Regions from separate parts of the Homo sapiens genome. Here region 1 is linked to region 2. Evidence: read pairs that join two places in POLR2A ChIA-PET (ENCODE). Cell type or tissue: OCI-LY7. All regions are shown on one strand. Links, peaks and the distances in the headings refer to the core of each region. The heading gives the core; the rest is flanking DNA.

Region 1 (5,702 bases), core at 803-4,802, 690 kb after region 2:
GCAACTGAGGCTGAAGGAGCATCCCCTACTTAAGACATGATAGTCTCATGGCAGAAGGAAAAGAGTATGAGAGTTTCTGTTTGAACAATATGAACATCACATTTGCTCATAAGCCATTGGCCAAAGCAAGTCACATGGGCCAGTCAACTTTTTTTAGCCATTCATCCCAGGCTGCAGCTGGGTGACGTCAGAGGTGACTTGGAATGGCAACAGATGGTGCCTGAGCTGTAGGACCGTTGGGGAGCACCGTGGGAGGCTCAGAATGCTGGGGCAGTCCCTAATAGTGATGCTGCTGCTCCTGACCACGAAAGGACTCTGCAGGTCAGCCCCACCTTTGACAAGATGCTTCCCAGGGTTCCACCATGCAGACACTCATCCTCCTTTCCAATGTCCGGGTATCCCTGGGACAAGCAGCTCTTATGTATGTAACATCATTTTGTCTTCTCAACAAGCCTGTGGAAGTTATTATCATTTCCACTTTTTAGATAAGGAAGATGAAGTAACTTGTTAATAAGTGGAACATCTGAACTTGAACTGTTTCTTTGACTCCGAATCATATGTGTTTTTGGGGTTTTGTTGTTGTCGTCGTCGTTATTTTTATTTTTATTTTTTTTCTGAGACAGAGTCTTACTCTGTCACCCAGGCTGGAGTGCAGTGGCGCGATCTCAGCTCACTGCAACCTCCGCCTCCCGGGTTCAAGCGATTCTCCTGCCTCAGCCTCCTGAGTAGCTAGGATTACAGGCATGCACCACCATGCCCAGCTAATTTTTCTATTTTTAGTAGAGATGGGGTTTCACCGTGTTGACCAGGCTGGTCTTGAACTCCTGACCTCATGATCCACCTGCGTAGGCCTCCCAAAGTGCTGGGATTACAGGCGTGAGCCATGGCGCCCAGCCTGTTGTTATTTTTAAGAGACAGGGTCTTGTTCTGTCACCCAGGCTGGAGTACAGTGGCTCAATCATAGTTCACTGTAGCCTGACATTCCTGGGGTCAAGGGATCCTGAGCCTCAACCTCGGCCTCCTGAGTAGCTAGCACTACAGGTGCACATCACCACACCAGCTAATTTAACAAAAATTTTTGTAGAGACAGGGTCTCACACTGTGTTGTCCAGGCTGGACTCAAACTCCTGGCCTCAAGTGACCCTCCCCTTTGGCCTCCCGCAATGCTAGGATTATAGGCGTGAGCCACTACAACCAGCCCAAATGATATATTCTTTGAATGGCAACGTGCAATGTTTAAAATACTGGCCGGGTGCAGTTGCTCACCCCTGTAATCCTAGTACTTTGGGAGGCCGAGGCATGTGGATCACTTGAGGTCAGGAGTTCAAGACCAGTGTGGCCAACATGGTGAAACCCAGTCTCTACTAAAAATACAAAAATTGGCCGGGTGTCGTGGCTTGTGCCTGTAATCCCAGCTACTCAGGAAACTAAGGCAGGAGAATCGCTTGAACCCAGGAGGCAGAGGTTGCAGTGAGCCAAGATTGCACCACACTCCATCCTGGGCAACAGAGAGAGACTCCATCTCAAAAAATAAAAAAATTAAGTAAATAGGCTGGGTGCAGTGGCTCATGCCTGTAATCCCAGTACTTTGGGAGGCTGAGGCGGGCGGATTGCCTGAGGTCAGGAGTTCGAGACCAGTCTGGCCAACATGGTGAATCCCCATCTCTACTAAAAATACAAAAAAATTAGCCGGGAGTGGTGGCATGTTCCTGTAATCCCAGCTACTGGGGAGGCTGAGGCAGGGGAATTGCTTGAACCAAGGAAGTGGAGGCTGCAGTGAGCCAAGATCATACCACTTCACTCCAGCCTGGGTGACACAGCAAAACTCCGTCTCAAAAAAATAATAATAAAATAAATAAAAGAAAATACTGTATGTACTCTGCAGATATAACCATGTAAGAACTTACATGGATAAAACTTGAAAAGGAGTAGAAAAAGTGAAGTGCTTGGCCTTTTGAGTGGCACGTAGTATTTCTTTGTCACCCAGGCTGGAGTGCAGTGGCATGATCTTGGCTCACTGCAACCTCTGCCACCTGAGTTCAAGTGATTCTAGTGCCACCATGCCTAATTTTTGTATTTTTAGTAGAGGCAGGGTTTTGCCATGTTGCCCAGGCAGATCTCAAATTCTTGACCTCAGACGATCCACCTGCCTCGGCCTCCCAAAGTGCTGGGATTACAGGTCTGAGCCACTGCACCCGGCCCAGACTTAGCTCCTTCAGTTTCTGGCTTCCCTAACTGAACAGCCACTCTAATTCATTTGATGAGGAAGATCTTTGAGAAGTAATTGAGAAGGTTAAGCCAAATATAGTTTGGAGTAAGATCAGATACTGCAGGGGCAGAGAGTTGAGATTAGGCCACAGTGAAGAAGAGAAGAAAATATCAAATGTAAGCAGAGATTAACACCCCACAACTGAATACCAGCAGTAATACAGGATTTGGGCCAGCAGCAGGGTTAATGCAAAAGAGGCAGCTGTTAAATCGAAAATAAGAGCTTTTGTTTTGTTTTTTGTTTTAGAGACAAGGTCTTGCTCTGTTGCTCAGGCTGGAGTGCGGTGGTGTGATCATAGTTCACTGCAGCCTCGAACACCTGGGTTCAAGTGATCCTCCTGCCTCAGCCTCCCCAGTAGCTAGGACTACAGGTGGGCACCACCACGCCCCACTATTTTTTTTTTTTTAATTTTTTTTTGTAGAAGTGAGGGCTTGCAGTGTTACCCAGGCTGGTCTTGAACTCCTGGCCTCAAGTGGTCCTCCCACCTCATGCTCCCAAAGTGCTGGGACTGCAGGCATGTACCACCATGCCTAGCTAATTTGTTTGTTTGTAGAGCTAATTTTTCTTTCTTTTGTAGAGACAGGGTCTCACTATGTTTCCCAGGCTGGTCTCAAACTCCTGGCCTCAAGCAATTCTCCCACCTCCGCCTCCCAAAGTGCTGGGACTCTAGACAGGAGCCACTGCACCCAGCTAGAAAATTTAATAGGAAGTCTAAAAGACATTTCAGGAACTCTCTGCTTTTGGGAACGCCTTCTAAAGACCCTTCTCCCCACCTTGTGGACTGGCCTTCAGGAGCCCAGTTTGGCAGTAATTGTGCAGTGGCTCAGGCATGTAATCCCAACACTTTGGGAGGCCAAGGTGGGTAGATAACTTGAGGTCAGGAGTTCAAGACCAGTCTGGCCAAAATGGCGAGACCTTGTCTCTACAAAAAAATAAAAATGTAGCCAGCATGTTGGCATGCACTGTAGTCCCAGCTACTCAGGAGGCTGAGCCTGGGAAGTGGAGGTTGCATTGAGCCAAGATTGTGCCACTGCACTCCAGCCTGGGCAACAGAGTGAGACCCTGTCTCAAAAAAAAGAGATCCTGTGTCCTCATTGCATCTTGCCAAGAAGCACCTGATGTCAGTTTGTCCCATTATTTTTCAGGTATTTCAATATATTATTCTCTAGAATAGAGTATTCCATTGTCTGAGATAAATCTAGCTTCCCTATATCATAGTGGCTATTTTTCTTCCAGCCCAGAAGTTTTTCCTTGGTAAGATAACTTTATTTTGTGAGTTTATAGATTTGGATTATAAAAATAGATCGGAACTGTTAGACTAATTTGGCCCAGAGATTTTATGAGTCCACTTGGGAGAAATAGGAGTAATTCTCAAAACCAAAATGAGAAAATCCATGTTTAACAAAGAAAAATTAGTTTTTAGCTGAAGGAAGTCCCCTATAAAAACATTGCGTCACAGGATTCCTTTCACAGTAAGCTACCAATTTTATATGTGACTCAATTGACGTAAAACTCTGTTTTAAATGAATAGTATGTGAGGTGATGGATATGTTAATAACTTGATTTCATCATTTTGCTATGTATACATATATCAAAACATCATGTTGTACAGTGTAAATATATACAATTTTTCTTTGTCAGTAACACCTTAATGCTGGAGGGGATGGGAGAAGAAAATCTGTTTTCTATATTTCACAAGCACATCTATTGCACAATGTATACACATTGCCTCATTATGTGAGATTTATTGGCCCAGCCTAGGATTTGGCTTTTGACAACCAAAAAGGTTGCCCTTTGTGATACCAGTCTCAAAAATGTTAAGAACGTACCCCAAGCATCTCTTTAAAAAGGATTTTGGATTTATTGACCATGAATTTATCTACAATCTGTTTCTGCTTTCATTTGTATCATTTAGGGACTGATGATTTGTATGTTTTCCACTTGTATTTACATAGCATTCCTTTTTTCCTCTTTAACTCAGGGGTTACACACTCTGAATGTCTAAAATGATGAGTCAGTGAAATGGTTTGTGTGTAAGGATTCATAGTAAGAGAGTGGGTGTCCCATCTACAGGGAGCAGCCATGCTCAACTTGAGCCTGAGATGAGTGCGGCTCATTGTGGCCAAGATATTTTGATTTATGGGTGGGTGCGGTGGCTCACATGCCTGTAATCCCAGCACTTTGGGAGGCTGAGGTGGGCTGATCACCTGAGGTCAGGAGTTTGAGACCAGCCTGGCCAACATGGTGCAACCCCGTCTCTACTAAAAATACAAAAATTAGCTGGGCGTGGTGGCGCACATCTGTAATCCCAGCTACTTGGGAGGCTGAGGCAGGAGAATCACTTGAACCTGGGAGGCGGAGGTTGCAGTGAGCTGAGATCACGCCATTGCACTCCAGCCTGGGCAACAGAGCAAGACTCCATCTCAAAAAACAAACAAACAAAAAAAATTCTGACTTTTCCCTAGAATCCTCAAGTCTGAATTTTCAAACATTATGAATTCAATCAAAAATTTTAAAAGACACTGTGCAGAACAAATAGGTGCCTCGTGGCTTGCCAGTTTCTTTCTTTAATATACCTCTTTTACATTTCAAAGTGTCCTTTCTAGTTTTCTGGGATTTAGTATATGAGTTCACCGTCTTCTGATTCTCCTCCCCCAATTGCATGACAACTTTTATTATTCTTTCAGCTTTCCTCTTAACACACTACAGATTATTTGTCATTATTTTATGGTTATTATAAAGAAATAGTTCCATATACTACTTTATTTACCTTGACCCAAGGCCCACTAATGTATAATAAGTAAAACTGTAAAATCGGTCCTTTCATCTCCTGTTGTTATCAGTTGTTCTTGAGGGTGAGTGTCAATTTCATGGTTGGAGGCCAACTCTTCTTCCCTTCTCTCTGCAGCCGTCATTTCACCAAGCTGATAATGTTCGGGGAACCCGCCATCACGGGCTGGTGGAGAGGCCATCCAGGAACCGCTTCCACCCCCTCCACCGAAGGTCTGGGGACAAGCCAGGGCGACAAATATCCTTTTTTACTCTTCAAAGGGAGTGTGCATTCTGAAATGTTTGAAAAGTTTTCAGGATTTATCTTCCCTGCAATTCTCCTTTGGCCTCAGAATCTTCATTTATCTGATGAAAGGAGGCAATACAAATAAATGAGTTGGAAACTAGAAACATCTCTGCAGTCAACATTTGGAAACATCATTGTAGGTGTTTATGAAAGCATCAATAAAGTTCAGTTTAATGAAATAACAACAAAAACAACCTGTAATTCGGTCCCATTGCAGGGTGTTCTGAGCATTTTCTCCAGAAATTGGCCACGTTAGAGTTAAACCTGACTTTGAATCAGGTTAGAGAGCCTTAGTCTCTTTAGCAAAAATGGACATAGAGATATGTGATTTATTTGTACTTCTTTTGATCTGCTGAC
Region 2 (5,982 bases), core at 1,006-5,005:
ATGAAAACCTACTTTGATGGTTCAAATTGTAATTATAGGAAGAATAACTGAAATATTATAAATAATTTAGGCATAAAATAATTTTAATATGTGATGTAGGAGTGGGAAGGAATTCAGTAAATACTATTAGGATAACTGGTTAGCAATTTGAAAATAAGTAGTTAGGTATAAAACCAGATAATAACCTAAACAGAAGAAAGCGAAATTGAATAAGATCCAAAAATCTGTATTAGCTTAGAAGCAATAAAAATCACAAAACATCAACAGATATATAAAGTTTTTTTATAAAAAGAATTATTTAATGGAAAAATCGTTGTTAAAATATGGCAAATGGTTATATTTAAAATGCAAATAACTGATAAACTAAAAAGATAACACTCCCCATCTCCCCAGTAGATAAATGGACGAAAGAACGAATAACAAAGGGAGAAATACAGCTAGGAAAAGGAAAAAATGTTTAAGCTCACTATAAGTGGGGGAAAGGCAAATTAAAATATATTCAAATATTATTTTCACCTCATCAAAAATCATTTTAAAAATGTTTTCATACCCAATTCTCACAAGGGCAGCATAAAAATGGTTCTCCCCTACATTGCTGGTGAAATTATGGTTTAGAACAACCCTTTTGGGAAGCAATTTGGCAATATAACAAGAACTTTGCAAAAGATTTCTAGATTCTCAGTAATATGACTCCTGGGCATCTGTTCCTAAAGAAATAACCCAAAAATATAGTTAGAGGTGGGGAATTAAGAGAACTATATAATTTTCAACATTTTTGGAAACATTAATTCTGTTAGCCACACAGGGATCAATTTTAAATATCCAAAAGTTGGACCATGACAGAACTATCCAATGGTAGCAATCTTAAAAATAATGGTTACAGGTGGGCGTGGTGGCTCACGCCTGTAATCCCAGCAATTTGGGAGGCTGAGGAGTGAGGATCACTTGAGATCAGAAGTTCAAGAAAAGCCTGGCTGACATGGTGAAACCCCGTCTCTACTAAAAATACAAAAACTAGCCGGGCGTGGTGGCGTGTGCCTGTAATCCCAGCTACTCGGGAGGCTAAGGCAGCAGAATAGCTTGAACCCGGGAGGCAGAGGTTGCAGTGGGCCAAGATCGCGCCATTGCACTCCAGCCTGGGCAACAAGAGCAAAACTCCATCTCAAAAAAAAGAAGAAGAAAAATGGTTACAAAGACTATGCAGCAATATGGAAAGTGATTATGTGTGGGCATAGTGTTACAACAACTACCTACAAGCATTACAGATGTTTCAGAATTTGTCTAGCAGGTTTTCCAGTTTGTACCAGAAAACCCCTATGCAAGTTTACAAAAACCAAAACTATGTACACAAATTACATGCTAAAAAACCCAAATACTAAAAATTATGAACATGACTGAGTGAAACTATGAGTCTTTTTTTCCCCTTTAAATATATTTCCTAAATGCATTGCTATTTGTGGAGATTAGTTTAGTCCCTCAAAAAATTTTCCCATAATGTCCGGCACTGTGGCTCATGCCTGTAATCCCAGCACTTTGGGAGGCTGAGGAGGGTGGATCACCTGAGGTCAGGAGTTCGAGACCAGCCTAGCCAACATGGTGAAATCGCATCTCTACTAAAAGTACAAAATTAGCTAGTCGTGGTGGCGCAGGCCTGTAATCCCAGCTACTTGGGATTACAGTAATCCTCCTGCTGAGGCAGGAGAAACTCTTGAACCTGGGAGGTGGAGGTTGCAGTGAGCCGAGATTGAGCCATTGCACTCCAGCCTGGGCAACAAGAGCGAAATTCCATCTCAAAAAAAAAAAAAAGAAAGAAAGAAAATTTCCCATATGAATGAAGCTCAGAGGATTTGCTTGGTTCTGTTTGAAGATACAAAATAACTGTAATTTCCATCATTAGGCCCATGGTGAAAGGCAAGCTGGACACTGGTGGAAGAAAAAAAAATTCAGATGGGTAGAGGAAAGGGACCTCCCTCCAAGAAAAGAGTCCAGGCAAGGCAATGCAAGTGGGGGAGTGACCTGCTCTGGGAACAGCCAGCCCCTCCATGGGACCAACACAGCCCTTCCCAAACTGTTTCTCACAACAGCTGTCCCATGAAATGCTCCTCACAAAAACGGGTTCTCTGACCAAAGAAATGTGGGAAATACGTAATCATACCCTGTCCTGAAGAGTTACAGTAAATGTTAGTATAGTTAAAGCTCCAAGAAATCCTACAGAAATGTTTGAGTTTAACACTACGTTTGTTCCAACAAATTAGATCATAGAAACACCACCACTTTTTGTTTCTAGCCCTATTAACAACCTGTGGAAGATCCCTCAGGCTGGTCTGAAAGAATCGCCCCAGAGCTCTTAAGGAGGAAGCGAGCCGAGAAAGGAGGGTTGTGACATTGTGATGAGCTCTGAGTTGTATTAAGGAATTTGAACTTTTCATCTGGGGAGTAATAGGATCCAGTCTAGCTTCCAAAAGCTGCCCCTACCAGCCACATGGGGGCCCCTGAAAGCAGGGTTTCAGCCCTGCTGTAGTTCCTCAACTCCCCACAGGTGTATCTAGGAAGGCTTCTGCCCTGGCTGGGCCTGCCCTAATGCCTGAACCAGTCCTGACCAGGGCAGGAGGTATGGCAAAATCAGGGGCTTTGGCCTCACCATCTGCCCATGCAGATGCCTATGCCACAGCAGCTTCCTATTTTCTCCCTTCCTAGTCCCTAGTCCTAGGGAATAGGATTTTACCTCAGTGTCCCTACCTGCTGAGCCTGGGACCCTATTCTTTTTTTTTTTTTTTTTTTTGAGACAGGGTCTCACTGTGTTGCCCAGGCTGGAGTGCAGTGGCAATCTCAGCTCACTGCAACCTCCACCTCCCGGGTTCAAGAAATTCTCATGCCTCAGCCTCCCAAGGCGCTGGAACTACAGGCATGTGCCACCATGTCCGGGTAATTTTTGTATTTTTTGGTAGAGACGGGGTTTCACTGTGTTGATCAGGCTGGTTTCGAACTCCTGACCTCAAGTGATCCGCCCACCTCGGCCTCCCAAAGTGCTAAGATTACAGGCGTGAGCGACTGCACCCAGCCCTGGGGCCCTGTTCTTATCCTCAGCCCACTTGGTTTTCCCATCCCTAGGGAGCTAGTTTCAGTTCTCTATACTTCTTAGCCACAGGCTGGGCTCCTGCTAAACAGCAGGTCACCCGGAAACATAACATCACTACTTGTGCACCACAGCACTGCCACTCACCCAGAATCTGGGCATCATTCTTGATCCCTTCGTCTCCCCCCAGGTCCTGTTGATTTTGCCCCCCGAATGCCCCTCAAATCATTCTCTTCTTTCCATCTCCCCTGCCACTGCTATAGACCAGACCCCTCTAGCCTCTCACCCAGGCAACTGCAGCAGTCTCCTAAAGGAGCAACTCGCCTCCAGCTGCTCGGCAGTCAAGTGACCTTTGAAACACAGATCAGATCTTCTCACTCTCCATGGGATCACTGGCTTCCAGGATGTTAAGGATAAAGTCCCCAATTCCTTAACATGCGTGAGGATGCCATGCCCAATCTCCAGCCTCATCTCAAACACCAGCCCCCATTCTCTGAGCTCCAGACACAATGGTCTTTCCCTTCCTGAAGCCCATCCAAGACACCCCGCCCTTTTTGTTGCTTTAGGACCTCTCCTATTGACACACTGGGCCTCCTTGTTTGGAATGGTGACCTGTCCATATAAGTGTGCCATACCCTTTGGACACAGTGCTTTAGACAGCAGGATGTCTAAAGACACTGGGTGACTCTACCCCCAGTCAGTGTCCCCAGCTATCCTTCTGCTCAACCACCTCCCTGGCCACCCCCATGGCTGAGGTCCCAGCATGGCCTGCCTGTGAGAAAGTCCCATTCAGACACAGAACACCAGTGAAGTGGCTACCACATCCTCTGGCCCCTGTTTCCAAGACCTTTCTGAAGGGCAAGGAAGCAGGGGACAGTGGAAGGAACATAAGGTTTGCTTTTGACAGCTCTGGGTTTGAATCCTGATTCTGCTACTCATTAGCTGTGTGACTCTGGGCAGGTTGCTTAACCTGTCTGAGACCCTTTTCCTGCTCTGTAATATGAATAGTCCGGTAGTTAAGAATGTGGGCTTTGAAATCTGAGTGCTTGGATGTAAATTCCTCTTGCCACTGTATACTATCCTAGAGCTCTGAGCTTTAGTCTCATGAGAAAATGGGAATAATAATCAGTACCTCATGGACTGTTGTGAGAAGTACGATATCGCAAGTGCTTAGCACAAGTATGAGTAATTATTATCATGGAAATCATCTAGCATTGTGTTCGACACATTAGGGGGACTCCATAATTATTAGTTCACCACCACCCTCTCTTTTCCCAAGTCAAGCAAGATCCACATGCCACCAAGTCCTGACGACATGGAGACTTCAATTCCAGGTCTCTTCACAGATCTGGGTGTGGGTATACTACCCAAAAGGCAGTGTTCATGAGCCAAGAGAAATGGCTTCCTTCTCATAGGAACATTGCTCAGCTGAAAGGCCGTTTACACCTGACAATAACCCAGTAAGGGTGGAGGAATTCCTTTCTGAAGATTTACTCATTCATAAAAAGTTCTCCAGGTACAAAACAACAACAAAAAAGGTATTCTCAAAACTGTAGCCTGGCAGAGTGAGTCTGAGAGATGCGGACCAGCCAGCCACGCCTGGGAACGCTGTTGGCCTCTCTGGGAATGGCATCTACCAGGAAAGCAGCCAGGGATGTCAGATAACAGAAACCCCAGAGGTGGCATGGGAACATTTGAGGGAGTAAAGAACTGGCAACTCAAGGTAGGGGGAAGGTACAAGGGACACGGAGGCTTGAAGCAGGATAGTACAGGCTACAACACAGAGTGCTGAGGAAGGGGTGGGTGGGGAAGGAAAGCAGGAAACAATGAGAACGGAGGAAGAGCCCCGCTAACTTCTCTCAGCTGCTCTGCATTTAGACAAGGGATATTCCCCACTCCGCACCAATACCAGGTCCAGTTACTCTCAGGCTGTCCTAGGGTCTCTCCCACCACCTGCCTCTACAAACAAAGCTGCTATCCAGGGCCAGGGTCAACATGAGGCTGGGTGCAGTGGCTCACGCCTGTAATCCCAACACCTTGGGAGGTGGAGGGGGGTGGATCGCTTGAGTCCAGGAGTTTGAGATCAGCCTGGGCAACATAGTGAGACCTCCATCTCTAATTTTTTTTTAAAGGGTCATCATGTAATGTCTAGGAAGGCTAGACTCACATGCAGGGAGGGGCCCTCCCTGAGCCACAGCATGAGGCCCCACCACCAACACAGTGGTCATGGGTTTGGTTTTAGCAGAGCTTGTTCAAAGAGTATTCCAAGGTGGCTATGGGGAAGAACCAGGTAAGACTTGGCAGACTGTTCTCTCCAGCTCCAGAGTAGAAGTTCATGGAAGAAATGTTCCACAATGCTACAGAAGGTGCTGGTGCCCCCAGAGGCAGCCACGTCCCTCAGTCATCCTAGAGAAATCCAAGGGGTAAAGAGATGTGGAGACAGCACATGTCATAAACGTCACTGCAAGTTATCAGACAAACAAGGGTTCAATTGCGTGGTACCTGTGGGGCCCATGAGTGCTTGCCTGGGCGCCTCATTAGAGCTGGCCCGGCAGCTCCAACAGCTCTTGGACTGTTTTTCAGTCCAAGATTCGCTTTATGAAGACAAAAAGGAATCCAGACACTCTCATCTGCGTGCGCCTGCTTTCTCTGGCAAAAGACATCATCTCCATTACCTAGATAAATAGTGCATTTTTCTGTGACTTCGTTGCTTCAGATGTTCATTTTGAGGCCAGGTGTGGTGGCTCAAGCCCGTAATCCCAGCACTTTGGGAGCCTGAGGCAGGTGGATCACCCGAGGTCGGGAATTCGAGACCAACCAGCCCAACATGGAGAAACCTCGTCTCTACTAAAAATACAAAATTAGCCAGGCATGGTGGCGCATGCCTGTAATCCCAGCACTTTGGG

Evidence for each region. ChIA-PET counts read pairs that join two places held together with the same protein. Peaks named below come from ENCODE experiments on the same cell type or tissue, not always from the same donor. Only the 100,000 strongest peaks of a DNase experiment are listed, where the experiment ranks them.
Region 1: POLR2A ChIA-PET joins it to region 2 with 7 read pairs; 1 of 35 experiments calls an interaction of 5 or more read pairs at or near these places.

Annotation. Positions count from the first base shown.
Region 1 is chr15:90,588,459-90,594,160 of GRCh38, forward strand. CRTC3 (CREB regulated transcription coactivator 3) reads left to right here. Exons shown (of 15, transcript NM_022769.5): 3 at 5,178-5,297. It overlaps LOC124903555 (a long non-coding RNA gene), which reads right to left. Exons shown (of 2, transcript XR_007064758.1): 2 at 4,902-5,404. Among named protein-coding and RNA genes, the nearest start is that of CRTC3, 61 kb to the left of the region's middle. RefSeq lists an enhancer at 5,606-5,702. In OCI-LY7, for the core only: no CTCF peak of the experiment used is centred there; a DNase peak (open chromatin) is centred at 2,493; H3K27ac peaks cover 464 bases.
Region 2 is chr15:89,896,322-89,902,303 of GRCh38, forward strand. All of the region lies in intron 5 of ARPIN-AP3S2 (ARPIN-AP3S2 readthrough), which reads right to left. It overlaps ARPIN (actin related protein 2/3 complex inhibitor), which reads right to left. Exons shown (of 6, transcript NM_182616.4): 6 at 1-5,482. The coding sequence ends at 5,474. It also overlaps the pseudogene RNU7-111P. Among named protein-coding and RNA genes, the nearest start is that of AP3S2, 5.3 kb to the left of the region's middle. In OCI-LY7, for the core only: CTCF peaks have their summits at 2,477 and 2,682; a DNase peak (open chromatin) is centred at 2,520.